2 separate regions of the Homo sapiens genome follow, and region 1 is linked to region 2. A link is a loop called in an ENCODE intact Hi-C map of the cell type or tissue named here. Cell type or tissue: endothelial cell of umbilical vein. All regions are shown on one strand.

Evidence for each region. Hi-C counts contacts between places; a loop is a spot of excess contacts. Peaks named below come from ENCODE experiments on the same cell type or tissue, not always from the same donor. Only the 100,000 strongest peaks of a DNase experiment are listed, where the experiment ranks them.
Region 1: a loop joins it to region 2, with 21 times the contacts of the local background. A loop is called at or near these places in 3 of 110 quality-filtered maps.

The regions. Positions count from the first base shown.
Region 1 is chr2:212,543,819-212,551,818 of GRCh38, forward strand. No RefSeq gene overlaps it. Among named protein-coding and RNA genes, the nearest start is that of ERBB4, 9.0 kb to the left of the region's middle. In endothelial cell of umbilical vein, a CTCF peak has its summit at 4,817 (motif pointing left); a DNase peak (open chromatin) is centred at 4,803.
Region 2 is chr2:211,081,657-211,089,656 of GRCh38, forward strand. The region is part of intron 3 of LOC107985978 (a long non-coding RNA gene); the gene reads left to right. Among named protein-coding and RNA genes, the nearest start is that of CPS1-IT1, 470 kb to the left of the region's middle. In endothelial cell of umbilical vein, a CTCF peak has its summit at 3,595 (motif pointing right); no DNase peak of the experiment used is centred here.

The sequences.
Region 1 (8,000 bases), 1.5 Mb after region 2:
AGATAAGCTCACTTCTGTATTACTGAGAATTGATCAACAATTGGGCTCTTTACCACTCTTTCAGCCAAGGAGAAACTGGTAAATACCAACCAGGCTCGGCATTATGATAATCAAGCAGATGACAGACACAGTGGTGGTAGATTTTGCTTGTTATTAATAGTTTGTTGACCTAGCATTTGAAATAACACCTTTCCTCTTAACCCTCTGAGTTCTGGAATTCTCTGATATTTTGGTGACATTCAATGTTTCAAGGCCAAAAACAACCACTGAAAAAATTCAAATATGTTTTAAATGCACAAATACAGGTTAACTTAAAAAATCCTTTTGTTGCCTTAATTTAATATTCAAGGAGGATGTTCCCAAGAGTAAGCGTTGTTTTCCTTCTATGTGCATGATTAAGCTTTAATTTTTTAAGTGCTAAGGAGGAGTGACTGAACATAAATCAATCAAATCTGTTTTGCTTTTATGTCCGTTTACCAATGCCTGTCCAAGTTCTTATGGACATTTTTGATTTGTGGTTGAAACTATAAAACAATTTAAGACCTGTGGAAAGAGTAATGTTTTCCAAAAAGATTATGCAGAAAGATTTTTCTAGTAAAATATTTTTCTATTATGTATCTGTTTTATATATTTTCTTAAAACCAAGATATTGTGATCCATGTAGCTTTTTGTACTGCTGTGTAAGCTTAAAGAGAAAGAAAACCTCCAATAGCAGTTGCCAATTAAAAACTAGAAAGAAAAGAGACATTTCTCCTTTTTGCTTTTCTGTATATTTAAAACTAAGTTACACAGGAAGTTACTTACTGAGGCTATGAGAGTTGAGGTTACTTTTTAAGGTCTGGCCTGAAATCCATAACAAGATAAAGTTTACTAGTTTCTTTCTCAGGTAACATCTTATGTTCCACTTCTTTCCTTTTATATTCTTAACTCTGCAAAGGGTCTAATCATGTTATAATTAATACATCAATTGATCAAAAGAGTCTAAAATTAAATTTACTATGCACCTTAAAATGGATGTTATTTTGACTAGGGTCAGAAAGAGCTCTTAGAATTTTTCTTGAACTCCTGCCAAATTGTCAACCAAGGTAATCCTTTAGAAACCATGTATTTTCTTCTCAGGTTCACATAGGAATGGATGAATCTTCGAAGTTTCAGAAAAAGGATTCTAAGAGTTCAGAAAGTATCCTAAACTTGTCAAGTCCTTTTCTTTTCACATTTTAATTGTCTCTTTCCTCCTTGCCTGATCAATTACCTCTTAGTATAATCCAGTTCTCTTTTCTTTGCTGCAGTTCTCCAATTTTGTTGGCATCTACCCTTATCAAGCCTCTCCTTGTCCCTGAAAAATCTGTCATGAGGCCCAAGACATCTGGAAGATTCTCTTCTTGGTCCTGGCCCCAAGTAAATCACAATTTTCTGCATTCCAGGGTTATACACTTCAGCGAATATTTCATGTTCTAAAACATTTAATACTGCAATTCACCAGGGGAGAGGGCCCAGAAGAAAAGCTTCCAGAATTATTAAAGCTCACAAAGCAATATAAGATAATTTTTTAAAGTCAGAAGTTAAACTGATTATGTTTGATAAGAGAGAAAACACTAATAATAAATGATGTGTGGAGGTATTTATGTATTTTCTTCAGAAGGATAATTATTAATTTATGTTGATAGGCTGATACATGTTTTCCCTTTTGACTTGTCACAAAGGTCCATAGGACTAGAAAAACAAACACTGGTTGGCATATCTTTTCTCTGATGTTGTATTAGTCTGTTTTCACACTGCTATAAATAACTGCCCAAGACTGGGTAATTTATAAAGGAAAGAGGTTTAATTGACTCACAGTTCTACAGGGCTGGGAAGACCTCAGGAAACTTACAATCATGGTGGAAGGGGAAACAAACACGTCCTGCTTCACATGGCAGCAGCAGAGAGAAGTGCAGAGTGAAGGCAGGGAAAAGCCCCTTATAAAACCATCAGATCTCGTGAGAACTCTCTCACTATCACAAGAACAGCATAGAGGTAACTGTCCCCATGATTCAATTACCTCCCACCAGGTCCTCCCATGACAGATGGGGATTGTGGGAACTACAATTCAAGATGAGATTTGGGTGGAGACACAGCTAAACCATATCAGATGTCATAGATTATCATTTAGGAAATCCATCCATGAATATAGTTTGATTCACATTCAGCTTTGAATATTTAAATTGCTAATACAACAAATATTTTAGTAATGTGCTACTCTATCAAAGCAATATGGCAATGAAAGATACAAATATCCCAAAACCTGAAAATACTTTTATTAGGAGAGGGAAAGGCCAGGCTGGGCAATATTTTGAATATGAGGTAAGAATATCTACATTTACAAAAATAATTTTAGTAAGGAAAAAAGTCTAAAGCTATATAAAATTAAATACTTTTTTGCTCAATTAACGAGCTATAATTGGGACCATTTATTAAACAATTTTTAAGTAATACTTTCTCAAATACCAAGTCTATTTAAAATCATTGTACCAATAGTAGGTAAGGCCATTTTATGTACTGGTCATTTCTGGTGTTCTGTGATGAGCCTAACTTACTTTTAAGATAAACCCAATTTATAAACAATTGATATTGCTTTGTGTAATTGTGGCGTGAAGAAACTTTCCACTAGATCTTTTTTTGTTATATCTATCTACACTGTATAAAGTATTGCCATTAACAAACTTGTGACTTTTATGTATATTTTTAAGAAAATTATATTATCAGGTTTTATTACAATGTAAGTTATTAATAGTTATCATAGTAATACATGCATACTGACTTCACATTCTTTCTATGTAGTCATTTTGGGTAAACACTGATAGAGAAAGAAAAATGTTCCTTGTCTAATCAAATACTGGAAGAAAAGAAAACAATTGCAATAATGTATTGTTTATTAGAATGGGAGAGTAGGAGAGGTCTGCTTTATGGAGTTTAATGTGACTTTGCTAAATGAATACTTTTAGGCAAATGGAATTGCTAATTGTCTGACTGCGTTTACTTATCATTCCATTTAGTAACTTCCCAGTGCATTGGAGAAGATGTTATGTATGATACTGAAAATATGATAATTGTAGATATTTTCTGTCTCTCCAGTATTCTTTTCAGGATAATGTCATGTTTTTTGCATCATGACTCTCACAGAATATTACTTAAAGAGAGTGAATCAATGTCAGTATTTACCACTAAAAAGTAAATAAATAAAATAAATAAAATAAAATTATTTGTGTTTTAACATGACTGCATTTAAGAATAACCTTATCTCTTTGTATTTGCTGTGAGATGTTAGTAACATATATGTATTTATATGTAATAGATACAATTTTACCCAATATTTTGCCATAAAATGGAAAAATTACTTTCTCCTTTCTTCTAATTAATTGGCATTCATTCCAAAGCCTTCTGCCAGTTTGGTATGGCACTGACATTTTAAAAATCCCAAAGTAAATATTTCTCGAGGTAATATGACCTCTCCTCATTACTCTTTCACATATTTACCTCCTGAAGTATTTATGTTTTTGAAACAAAATAATTATGTTACATTATATTTTTAAATGAGGAAGAAAGTAAGCACGAGTATTTTTAAATAGGTATTTAAAATGAGTACCTTTTAAAAAATGTATTGAGTACAGAATTTCATTACACTATGTGAAAGCCAGAAAATATCAATGATACCAAAGTGTTAAGTACAAAGCCAATCAAGAGACAGACCATAAAGGTATTATATTTTAAAATAACAAGAAAAAATAGATGTTTCAGGTCATTAAAACCTTTCATACATGTATGCAAAGGTATTATAAATTCAAATTTATGACTAGAAAAGGGTCTTCCTGATAAAACTCACCTACCTGTTTTCTAAAGATGGTTGAAATGAATAGTGGAAATTTACTGCTAATGTAAAATTGGCACTTTTATTTTTTTAACCACATATTAAAATCAACATAGCTAGCAAGATAAAAATAATTTCAAATATTTAAATAGGAACTGTGGCTCTATCTGCCTTTCAGTAAACAATGACTAATTGTCCTAGCTAAATCTATACCTTCCTATGAAGGCACAGATACTGCAAAGATACTGAGGTTGGTACTCATTCCAGTGGCCTTCACTGTACATTAATAAAAAATGTTTGCTATGCAAATCTTGTCATACAAAGCAATTATGGTTGTTCCTAAACTGACCTCATGTTTATTTATTACTTCAGCATTTTACTCCCAAATCTTGTATGAACTTTTCAAATACAAACAATTTTTATGTTACTTTTTAAAGGTACACAATACAGCTATTTTTAATTTATTTGTGCCTAGTATAAATGAAGAAGCTGTGTAACTCTGTCAATCTGCAATGCAGTGCTTAGTGAGTCTGAATAATGTTCCAGTGACTGTTCATGCAAACTATTTTCACCCCAGGGTCTTTGTTAGGATGAAGAGGCCCTTCTAATAGCTTGAGGCCATGACACCCTGTTTGGTCTTACTCTGCAACATTAGCTGATAACTAATGGAGACTGTCAGCTACAGTACACTAAGCAGGAAAAAAAAGTATTTTTGTAGCAGGATAGTGAAAGTAAAATATACCAAAAAATTCATTGCTAACCATTTACATATTTTCTCAACTTTACCTGCCCTCACCAAGTGCAACTCATCTAGAAAAAAGTGCATTCATCAAGAGAAATGGTTCAGGAGCATAAATCCACAGTCATTAATAGCAGTAATGTTCTTTAACTGTCTAATATTATATTGCCACAGGAATTCCCACTTTCTGATTTCTGGTTGAGCAACAGTGGCATCCAGTGGCCAGATAATTGTTTTCATGATTAGAGTGTCCTCAGAAGTTCGGACTAACACTACATGCTTCAGATATATTTAGCCTAAGCAAAGGAATTTAACTAGGAAAAGCAAATCAAAAGCCTCTGTTTCCAAAGCAACCCTGGATCAAATCTAGGTCATGAGATTTGGTTCTGATGACTACTGGCAATCTCTCCAACACCCCTTAATAACTTCAATTTACGGTACCTATTAACCGTCTACTGTGTATATTCATGTGGAATATCAATATACACAGTAAATGGTTAACAGATAGCCTAAATTCATATATTTATATTCATAAATATATGAATATACATATTCACATATTTATATTCATAAATATGTGAATATACATATTCACATATTTATATTCATAAATATGTGAATATACATATTCACATATTTATATTCATAAATATGTGAATATACATATTCACATATTTATGTTCATAAATATGTGAATATACATATTCACATATTTATGTTCATAAATATGTGAATATACATATTCATATATTTATGTTCATAAATATGTGAATATACATATTCATATATATACATTTTTCCCCTGAAGATTAGACTCAAGTTTTCTTACAAGAGCTCTAATATAGGCACATTAAGTACTGATTCTACACTACTAATCCTGTCCTACAGAGCAGAGTGAGAAAGTGCAATGATAAAATGGTTCCTAGCATCATAGAGTTTACAACTGAAGTAATCTGATTAATTTGTCCATGTCCTGTAAAGAAAACTTGTCACCAATAGTGGCTACTTTTAACCTAACACAGAATAGCAGTATAAAAACCTTATCAGATGTATGCCATCTTCTTTATTCTTCATTTCAACTTCAGTTTTAGGAAGTAATGCAAGCTTAAGACATAATGTAAAAGGCTACAAAGCAGAAAATTCAAAATAGAAATTCACTCCATGGCACTATGTTTTTAAAAACACTGCACAAATCATTCAGGATGGGGGTGCTGCTTCTGTGCCTTTCATGTACAATGGAACCCTATGCCAGGCAACAAAGAACTAAGTGATCAGCTAAATAAACAGGCACTTCCCTTGTAGTCTCTCTTGAAGGGAAAGTGGTTGTTATTAAGTATGCACTGTGTTGAATAGGGCAATTCAATTGGAGAGAGCTTTATGGTAAAGAATTAAAAAAAACAACACAAGTTTCTCAACTATTTAGAAATAGAACACATTTTCAAGAGTGTCTTGATAACAGGTTGTATGTGGGCTGTCAGCTTGCTTTGTCCTATTAAAGCAATCATGATTCAGCATTCTTGGAAGAAAAACTGGGATGTAAAAATCCTCAGTAAATATTTTCAAAACATGAGAAACACATTTGTTACACAGGAACAAATTCTGCTGTCTTTTTGTGAAAGAGCAAGGGGAAAGAGACTATGGTTAAAATTATGAGTCTGGATGTTCCTTTTTTGTTTCATCCAAACAGCACAGCAAAAGGCCTTGATGTATAATTTGTTTCCCTGCACTCTCTGGTTACTAGAGAGGATCTACAATGGATACAGTGTTGATATTGGATTTATTTTCAGGATTTAAGAGATGATGTCAGAACAAGTAGCATAGCCACATGGGCCAACAAGTGGGTTGTGAAGTCAGCTTGTCCTCATAGCACCTATTGTCACTTTGTTTACAATACAATGGGTTGCCTATTTCAGGAACAAGAGTATGTGTTTGTGTGTATGTATATTTATTTGTTATTTCATTGGTATAAGACGTATTTTCCACATAGTAAGAATTACTTAGTGAAGGATGAATGAATACACATGGTGTACACACTCATATATTTACAGTCTATGCACTCATATATTTATATGGTGTACACACATATATATTTACATATATGAGTATGTATACCATTTGTGTACGCCATATAAATATATGTGTGTGTAGACCATAAATATATTTATAGGGTGTACACAAATGGTATACACACTCATATATATAAATATATATGTGTGTGTACACCATATAAATATGAGTGTACACCTTGTGCAGAGGAAACAATATTATTTAGTACTCTTTTATACTGCCACATTATCATTCATTTAAAGAATAATTGATAGGGCCGGGTGCGGTGGCTCGCACCTGTAGTCTCAGCACTTTGGGAGGCCGAGGTGGGCGGATCACCTGAGGTCAGGAGTTCAAGACCAGCTTGGACAACATGGCGAAATCCTGTCTCTATTAAAAATACAAAAAAACTAGTAGGGCGTGGTGATGTGCGCCTGTAGTCCCAGCTACTCGGGAGGCTGAGGGATGACAAGCGCTGGAACCCAGGGGGTGGAGGTTGCAGTGAGCGGAGATTGTGCCACTGCACTCCAGCCTGGGCAACAGAGAGAGACTCCGTCTCAATTAAAAAAAAAAAAAAAAAGATAAACAATAGTGAGATGGGCCTTATGTTAAAGGATGTCTCAAAAGTTTAGTGTTATAAACTGATAGTCTCTGATAGTATCTTTTTGAGGGGTTATTTCTGAGAATAATTATAAAATTTTTATTATTAACAGGAGACATAACGGGGATTCTTTTTATTTGTGGTAGTATGGCATTTGCCACTGTGGACGTTGTCTTCAGCCCAGCGATATTACATTATATTCCAAAAATGTTTCATCCTAATGAAAGAGGTCTTGGATTTAAGACAATGTCTTGATGCAAGTAGAAACCAGACTGTCAAGGAATTTGCTTATTTCTTAACTTGATATCCAATATTAAACATTAGGCAGGTATATTACTGTGTGTATGTCACACACACAAATACATGGATGAATAGATAGGTAGATTGAGTGATATATGGATGATATATTAGTATTTTCAGGCTGCAATAACAAAACACCTTAAACTGGGTAGCTTATAAACAACAGAAACTAATTTCTCATAGTTGTGGAGACTGGGAAGTTCAAGATTAAGGCACTGGCAGATTCAGCCAGATTCTGGTGAAGGTCCACTTTCTGGCTTATAAATGGCACCTTCCTGTTATAACCTCCCATGATAGAAGGGGCAAGGCAGCTCTCTGGGGCTTTCAAAAGAACACTAATTCCATTCATGAAGGCCACATGACCTAATCATCTCCCAAAGGCCCCATCTCCTAATACCATAATGTCGATGATTAGGTTTCGGCATATGAATTTGGGGGAGACACAAACATTCAGACCAAGATAGATA
Region 2 (8,000 bases):
TATTGCAATAAAAGACTGGTTTATTCTCTGGAAAGAGTAAAATGTCTGTTCCTGTGTCTGCAAAACACCTGATGGAGTTGAGATCAAAGGTATGAAAGGGAAACTAGGCATTAGGAAGTGTATGTATACTGGGTGCTAATAGTCCCCAGTCCTCCTTTCCCCTTAACCCACAGAACACAGGTACCAGTCTACCCTCTGGGCAAAAGAACTGGAGATACCTTTTTGGGAAATCAACCAGGTTTTGACCTCAAATTTCCTCAGCTAAAAGGCTCACCCAAGGCATCCTACAGCAAAGTATACATTTGAAAGATCCAGTTATGAGCTTCGAATCAATTGTTGGTGTCCAGGTGTTAAATATAAGCAGAAAACCCATGACTACTGGGTACTTGAGGAAATCCTCTAACATTAAAAATAGAGGAAAAGGAAAAGAAAAGAAAATGGGAAGTATGCAGGGAAAGACAACATTTTTCAAAAGCTTGTCTCGAATGTACTCGGGAGAGGAAACATAAATTAACCTATCAATCCAGGAAGTCTAATATCAAGGCATAAGAATTTTAGAGAAAATGGGAGCCAGGCACGTGGCTCGCGCCTGTAACCCTAGCATTTTGGGAGGCCGAGGCGGGTGGATCACTTGAGGTCAGGAGTTTGAAACCAGCCTGGCCAACATGGTGAAACCTTGTCTCTACTAAAAATACAAAAATTAGCCGGGTGTGGTGGCATGCACCTGTAATCCCAGCTACTCAGGAGACTGAGGCATGAGAATCGCCTGAACCCGGGAGTCGGAGGTTGCAGTGAGCCAAGATTGTGCCACTGTACTCTAGCCTGGGTGACAGAGTGAGACTCCGTCTCAAACAAACAAAAGAGAAAAGGGAGATGAGGAGGGAAATCAATGAACTCATTCCAGAAAAGTTTTTCAGAAGAGAAGGAAGTTTTCAGATTGAAAGAGCTCAGTGAATATCCACCAAATAGATTAAAATAGACATGCAACAAACCTATTGTCATATAAATCCAGAGAATTCAAGACAAGCTCCCTAGAAGTTTATAGAAAGAAAAAAATAATAGTTACTTACAAAAGAGTAAGAATCATAATATCTTTGAACCCCTCAACAAGAACAGTGGAAACTAGAAAGTGGTGGAGGAAGGCTCTCAATATTCTGAGGGGAAGTAATTTCCTAACTTGAATTATCTATGTAACCAAACTATTAAGAATGAAAGGACAACAAAGATATTTCATCAGGCAAGGTCTCAAAATTTTACCTCCTTATACCCTTTCTCAGAACATGTTCCACCATATAAAAGAGTGATCCAGAAGAGAAGTGAGCACGAATTAGGGAAAGTACAAGATCCAAACCCACAAAGATGATATAACCAACAAAGATCATAAAGATGCCAGCTCTATACCAAGCACAGAGGCAACAAGTTCAGACTGAAGCAGATCAGAAGCTTCCAGGAGAGAATTCTTCAGGAAGATTCACTGGTAGAATACCTGCAGTCTTTGGATGTTTTGAGAGAATATATAGGCAATGAGGTAAAAGCATTGAGGTTGAATATGTTTTTAAAAAGAATGGAAAACTAAGCTAATAAAAAAATAAGGCAATCAGTAATCTCTCTCTGAAGAGATATAGAAAGGAAGTTCAGGCTGTAGATAAAGTGAGGAAAGGAAAGAAAACAGATTTCTCACTTCCATAGTGGGATATGCACTCCACCTTATTTAAAGGCATTAATGTAACAAGTAAAATAATCATCGGCAAAAGATCAAAGTAGTTGTTTCTGAGGGCTGGGAAATAGGGGAAAGAAAGTTTGGACTGTTATTTTTTGTTTAAAAGAAAACCTTTTTGAAATTTTTGACCTTCTAAATTATACAGATCTATAATTTCTTGTAACATGTAGGGTAAAATTAAAGGAAAGGATCAAAGATGCAAAGGGACAACAATATCACCAGAGTGCAACTAACAGGGTGCCAAATATAGTATTGGATACTGAGCTAAAATACTAGTAATATCTATAACTATGTAAGCATTGAATAATATATATAAAGAGACACACACACATATATATTCCAAAGCCAACTGAAAAGACCAGAAAGATTAATGAATTTTTATGTACATAAAGCTTCTTTTAAATGCCCCAAATCCTACATAACAGATATGTGTGTGTGTGTTTGTGTGTATGCGTATGTGTGTGTGCACGCACATGTGTGTGTCTTCTTTTAAAAGTTCCAAAGTACTGCTTTTACTCTGAATAATAAGGGTTGGATTACCCAATGTATGTCTTTATGGATGAGACCAAAATTTGTAATATATCTTATTTGGTGTGTATCAATGCATTCATTGTCAGATCCCTAGAGTTTTAAAGTGTCATTCACCTATCCAGTAGTTGCAAATACAAATAGAGACTTTTTGTATTTGTTTTATGCTAAGACAATGAAGAAAATATACTGGGTCTGAAATGTTTGCCTAGGGTCGAAACTAATTTTAGATATTTAATATTTTATATAATTTGTAATCACTGGGTACTTCTTGACTTCTTAATTTGCTTAACCAATTAATTAATAATAATTAGAAAATGAGTAAAAAAAGTAAGAAAAGATTTATGTAAAATACCAGTTTAATGAGTAAAATATCTTATGAATATTAATTCATTTTTAAGATAAAATGGTTTACTAACCAGAATATTCCAACAATTGTAAGTGTTGAGGATTTGGTTTCTTATTAGTTTTCATAAATGCTAGAAAAAAGTTTGAATGATATAAAGGATGTCTTCAGTTATTCTTTCTGCTAGTCACTCTTATCACAAACCTAAAGGAGTCGTATAGAAGTAAAGAGGCTGATTCAACATAAATAAGCTTATTCCTTTGAAAAGAAGCTTTGTCAGTTGCAAGGACACCATTGTCTCCAAAGACAAAGGCATGAACTCTTAGTACCCTGGACATACAAGGAATATTACATTTCAAAAAAATCCTGCAGAAATGACCCTGGAAAATTGTCTTAATGTGGAAACAGACCAACACAATTAACTTGTTTAAGTAACGGCAGCTGTGTCCTAAAGTGGTTATAGATGAGAATAAACACACAGAAACAGAGTCCCAATTAATCTCTAAGGGCATAGCAGATATATCTCATAAGAGAACTGTCTAATTTTCTACAAAATTTATTATTTCTAGAAAAAGATAAATTTTACACTAAATTTATCCATTACTTTTAATTTTAAAAATACAGCCATCCCTATCTTCCCTGTCATAATTATTCTCCTTTTTAACACCACATAATGAGGAAAAAGCAAATCAGTTGTGTCATTATACCTTACTGCTAAACAGAAGCAACACAGCCATTAATGACTTTAACATATATTCATGTTTTCCTGGCCACTGGGAACTTCATTGATCTGTTTCTCCTTGAGGAGGCAAAACATGTCTGTTAATAACATGATTCTGAATTTCCTTCTCTGGCTGTTTATATTCAGAACAAAATTTTCAAGTACAGCGTTAGAGGTGAGGCACCTGAGAGAAAAGGTGTCTTTAAAAGGGTGAATGGCTCCAGGATGATTTGTTCTCACCTTTTCCACCCCAAGCCATATGCCTGCCTTCATTACAAATCAATCCACCAGGTGGCGATATAAATATGTAACACTTCAAAAACAGTGACAGAATTTTTAAATATGAAACAAAGGGTTCATAATTTCTATAAAAAACACAGCACTAAGAAATTCACTAAGTATTGTGATGCTGAATTTGGACGATGATTTTAATCTGAGATCTGAGAGTTTAGGTAATTATCAGATACTTAGTTTAGTAATTTAAACTCCTAGCACCCCCTAAAAAAAGATGGATTGTTAATCTTGCTTGAACCACTTAGCTAATTGTTTCAGCTCTCGATTTTTTCTTGTCAGTTCAGGATAGTCTTGGTCAAGTTACTTAACCTCTTCATATCTCGTATAGTCTTGTAATGTGAAGAAGCACTAATAAGTTTGATTATAAAACACTGCAAATTTTAGTGCTGAAGACTACATTGCTTTGAAGTCACCAGAAGTGTGACAAGTGTTCAGACAAGTACATAATTAAACTGTCCAAACTGCGTTAGCTATTGATGGCATTTAACTAGGGCTGACTTTTCCTATCAAACTATGAGTCTGAATTATAGTGGCTTCTGTAACTCCCAAAGAATTTACCAGAGTAGAACTGGGAGAGGGCGTTTAAGTCTGAAAGCTCATGTGTGTCTTTAATGACAGTAATTAAAACCATCAGATTGAAATCTCATCAATTTCTTCTTTTGTTAGAAGAAATTATAACTCTGTCAATTAGTGTTTAAGGAAAATGTTGAATGGCATTACACACAATGACAAATCAATAGCACTATAGTTAAAAATGGAATCCTTTTTGGAACTTGAATGTCCTATTCCTTACCACTCCTCAATGATAACTGAAGTCACATTAACATCTGTGCCTGAATTTCACCGATGCCAAGCTCTCACCTGCTCCTGTAAGAATTTTATTACTACATAAGTGCTTCAGAGAATCCTCAAGATGTGATTTAACTGCATTCCAAACTAAGCCTGGTTATTGTTCACAATCCCTGGTAGCGGAGCCTGATCCTTGAAGCTGCTAGTAGCCCCTAGAGCACAAAGGGGCCACTTAAGCAGAACTGCTTTGCTTCCTCTCATCTGAGATACCAGTGACCCTTTCGTACTAGAAAAGTAGAAATCACCTCAATTATTTACCACAAAGGGAATTTAATGTAGGGAGGTAGTAACTTAAGTGATGTAAGTACTGAGAATTCCAACAGGGGATCCTGAAAAACCCTTAAGATTAGCAATAGCAGCAAGTCATTGTGCCCCTAAACTGGAAGGACAAGGAGGAAATGATATAATCAGAATTTGGAATCATGGTTATAAGGTGGAGGTTGAAATCGCAGAAGGTGAATCTATCAGGGAATGGATTCATGGAAGAGGTACAATCTCTGCACAAGAAGCTGCCAAAAGCAGAGAAAAGGTCAAGAAATACTTAGATTTCTTTCTCTTCTTCCATTTTTTCCCCACATACTTTTTATTGTCTTTATTCAACTGGAAGCCAGCTGACATAGGAACTGACAAGGGGGAACGCATGATGCTGCAATACAGGGTATAGCTGATGGAGAGTGACAGATGATCGGAGGGCAAATAGATGCTGTATCTGGATAAGATTGGCTGCTGTTGTTGGGACTGATGCTCGCCAAGCCTAGACTCTTAAGCTGCAGACTCAGACAGCCCTGCTGGCTGGCAGCTGCTTCTGTGTCACCCACTCTGCTTCCAGGGGTTTGAGTTGTGTGCCCTACTTTTAGAACAGAAGTTGGTAAAATTTTCTGGAAAGAGCTTCAGAGTAAATATTTTAGATTATGGGCCATACCATCTCTATCACTACTCAGCTCTGCTGTTGTAGCACCAGAGCATCCATAGGCAGTCAGTAAACAAATGAGCGAGGCTGTGTTCCAATAAAACTTGGGGATTTTTGTTTTTTGTTTTATTTGTTTGTTACAAAAACAGGTGGAAGGCTGGGTATGGCCTAAGGGCCATAGTCTGCTAACTTCTCTAAAACAACTATTACTATTTTTTCAGGACTCAGGACATTTCAATGCAAATTCAAGGGAGTAATATTCCTTTCCTTTATGATGCATGGTTAAGAGAGTTTCATAGGAGAATTCCTTGACCTCAGAGTATTAGAACCATAACAAGAGTCTTATTTCTCAACCTTACAACATAACCAATGCTACATTTATTTATCTTTTAAGTCACATTATAGTAGACTTGGGGTCAACATGTCAACAGCTGGTCAGGGATGGCAGCACTAGTCATTTTGGAGGCTAGCATTTACTCCTAGAGTCACAGAAAAATGTGGAAGTATAGAGCGTTGAGAAAAATGCTTTCAGTCTTTATGCTGTCACTGTCACCAATGATATTCTCATTATTCAAGCAACACACTACCTTGAAGTCTGGCAACTCCACACAAGCGGAAGGATAACAGGGTGGGGAGAGTTTTATATTCAACTCCCACACTCCACAATTCACACTGGTCTCCAGTCAGTAGACCATGTTGCTGAGTGGGATTCCTGTGCTGTGATCCTTTGTCCCTGAAGCAAGCTCTTTCTTGAAGATCTCCCTGAATAGTCCAGGAGGGTTGTATGTACAGGAGATGTATGTACAGGGTTGTATGTACAGCTGTACTTAAACAGCTTTATTTGCCATAGCTCAATCCTAGTGGAAACCCAGGTTCCTCTTCGTTAGGGACAGTCATTACTTTGTTTTTGTTTGGTTTCAGTCCTTAATTCAATCAGAGACAATAAAAAGACTTTGGAAGACAGAACACCTTCCAATTCCTTAGCTTGGGCCTATCAGAGTCATGATTTTAGCTGAATTAGGACATCTGTTATGCTTTATTTGGCTTTATAGTCATCTGATAACTTCCTAAAGGTACTCAGAAGCAAGTGGGTATCCTATGTTTGATTTTCAAGACAGGTTTGTAAACCCTCCTGTACATACTTGTGGTTCAAGGCTGATGAAAAATCATTCTGATTCTAAAGAACTTGTTTTAAAGGTAGAGAAGTTAGTTTTAGGATGAACTAATTGGTGGTTGGTGTAGGATTTGGGGAGTGGAATTTAGTTGAATTCGGCTGTTTGCATCTGCTTGTTAATGCACTTCACTGCTTTTTTCTGCAATTAGAGAAATTTAAGCTTAGATGGCCTAGAAAGAACTCTGTAATTAATCAGATTCAATGTGGATGTTGGAAAAGCAGTAAAAAGTCTGGGAAAAAAGGAGGCAAGTAAAGTGGACCTAGAGATTCATGAAATAAGCTGATTACATTTGTTACAGATTTGTTATACCTATATTATAGGTTTGTTGATTTATTACAGATTTGTTATATATTCTGTCAAAAACAAATAAGCCAAAACATGCCAAATAGATATTTTGTCCTTTTGGTCATTCTCTAGGGAACAGTATGTCCTAGCCTGTTTTGCAGGGATTTAGGTTACAGCTATGTATGGCAACATACATACAGTCACATTAGAGCACATACACTAGTCTTGCCCAAGCTTGGCCAGTGTGATTCAGTTCTCCTATTCAGATTTGCATATCCCCTTAATTTCTGGGGAAGACACTTTAAGGCGTGGACATGATCAGTAGTTCTTTGTCCAGTGACTTTCTCCCATACTGCACAGGATTGGGTTTCTATTTAAATATGTCAGGTCAAAAACTGAATGTGTAGCAATCAGTGTGTTCGATATGACAGAATTCTTGAGAGCAAATCTGGTTTCAGAGGTTTGTATTTCTGTACAATTGATAAATACAGTAAACAAGGAACTAAAGGCATGGAGTCAGGGGAAGGAGTCTATGAGATTACAAAACAGGATAGAAGCCAGAAAAGAAGGATTTGTAAGAGCTCCATTCATGTGTTATATTGTATAAAATGAAATAGGAAAACTGTGAATAAGGCAGTAAATGCATGTCAGGATTTGGAATAATTTTATTACCCACTAGAGTTACACTCTTGTGTATCTCGATATTACCAGTTCTTTTCAGAGTAATATGCACTTTAAATTTTTCTCCAATGATACGAAGGCAATATTCTGAACAATAGTTGCTACTATTTCAGGACTTATAGTTTTTACTTTTATTTTTGTTTTAGTGAAGTCAGCAGTTTCCAAAGAGTAACCTAAAGCTATGTTTAGATTCATCTTCGGTAGTCAACTTTTTAAAACAGAGCACAAAGCATGGGTTGAAAGAGGGAAAAATAAGGCCACTTTTGAATAGAAAGTAGAATAATATCATAGATATTAAAAAGGAATGTTCATTGTGTTTTCTTAGTTTTCATGAAATTACAAATACATACTTTTTGTAGCTAGGACTGGCTTTCAAAATATAGAGTGTATGAGCCTTATGTACAGTCATACCATAAGATCTTTGACTCCAAGTTTGGAAGGGACAGTTTTTTCAGAGTCCTTCCTTTATCACCCAATTAAGAATCAGCTTA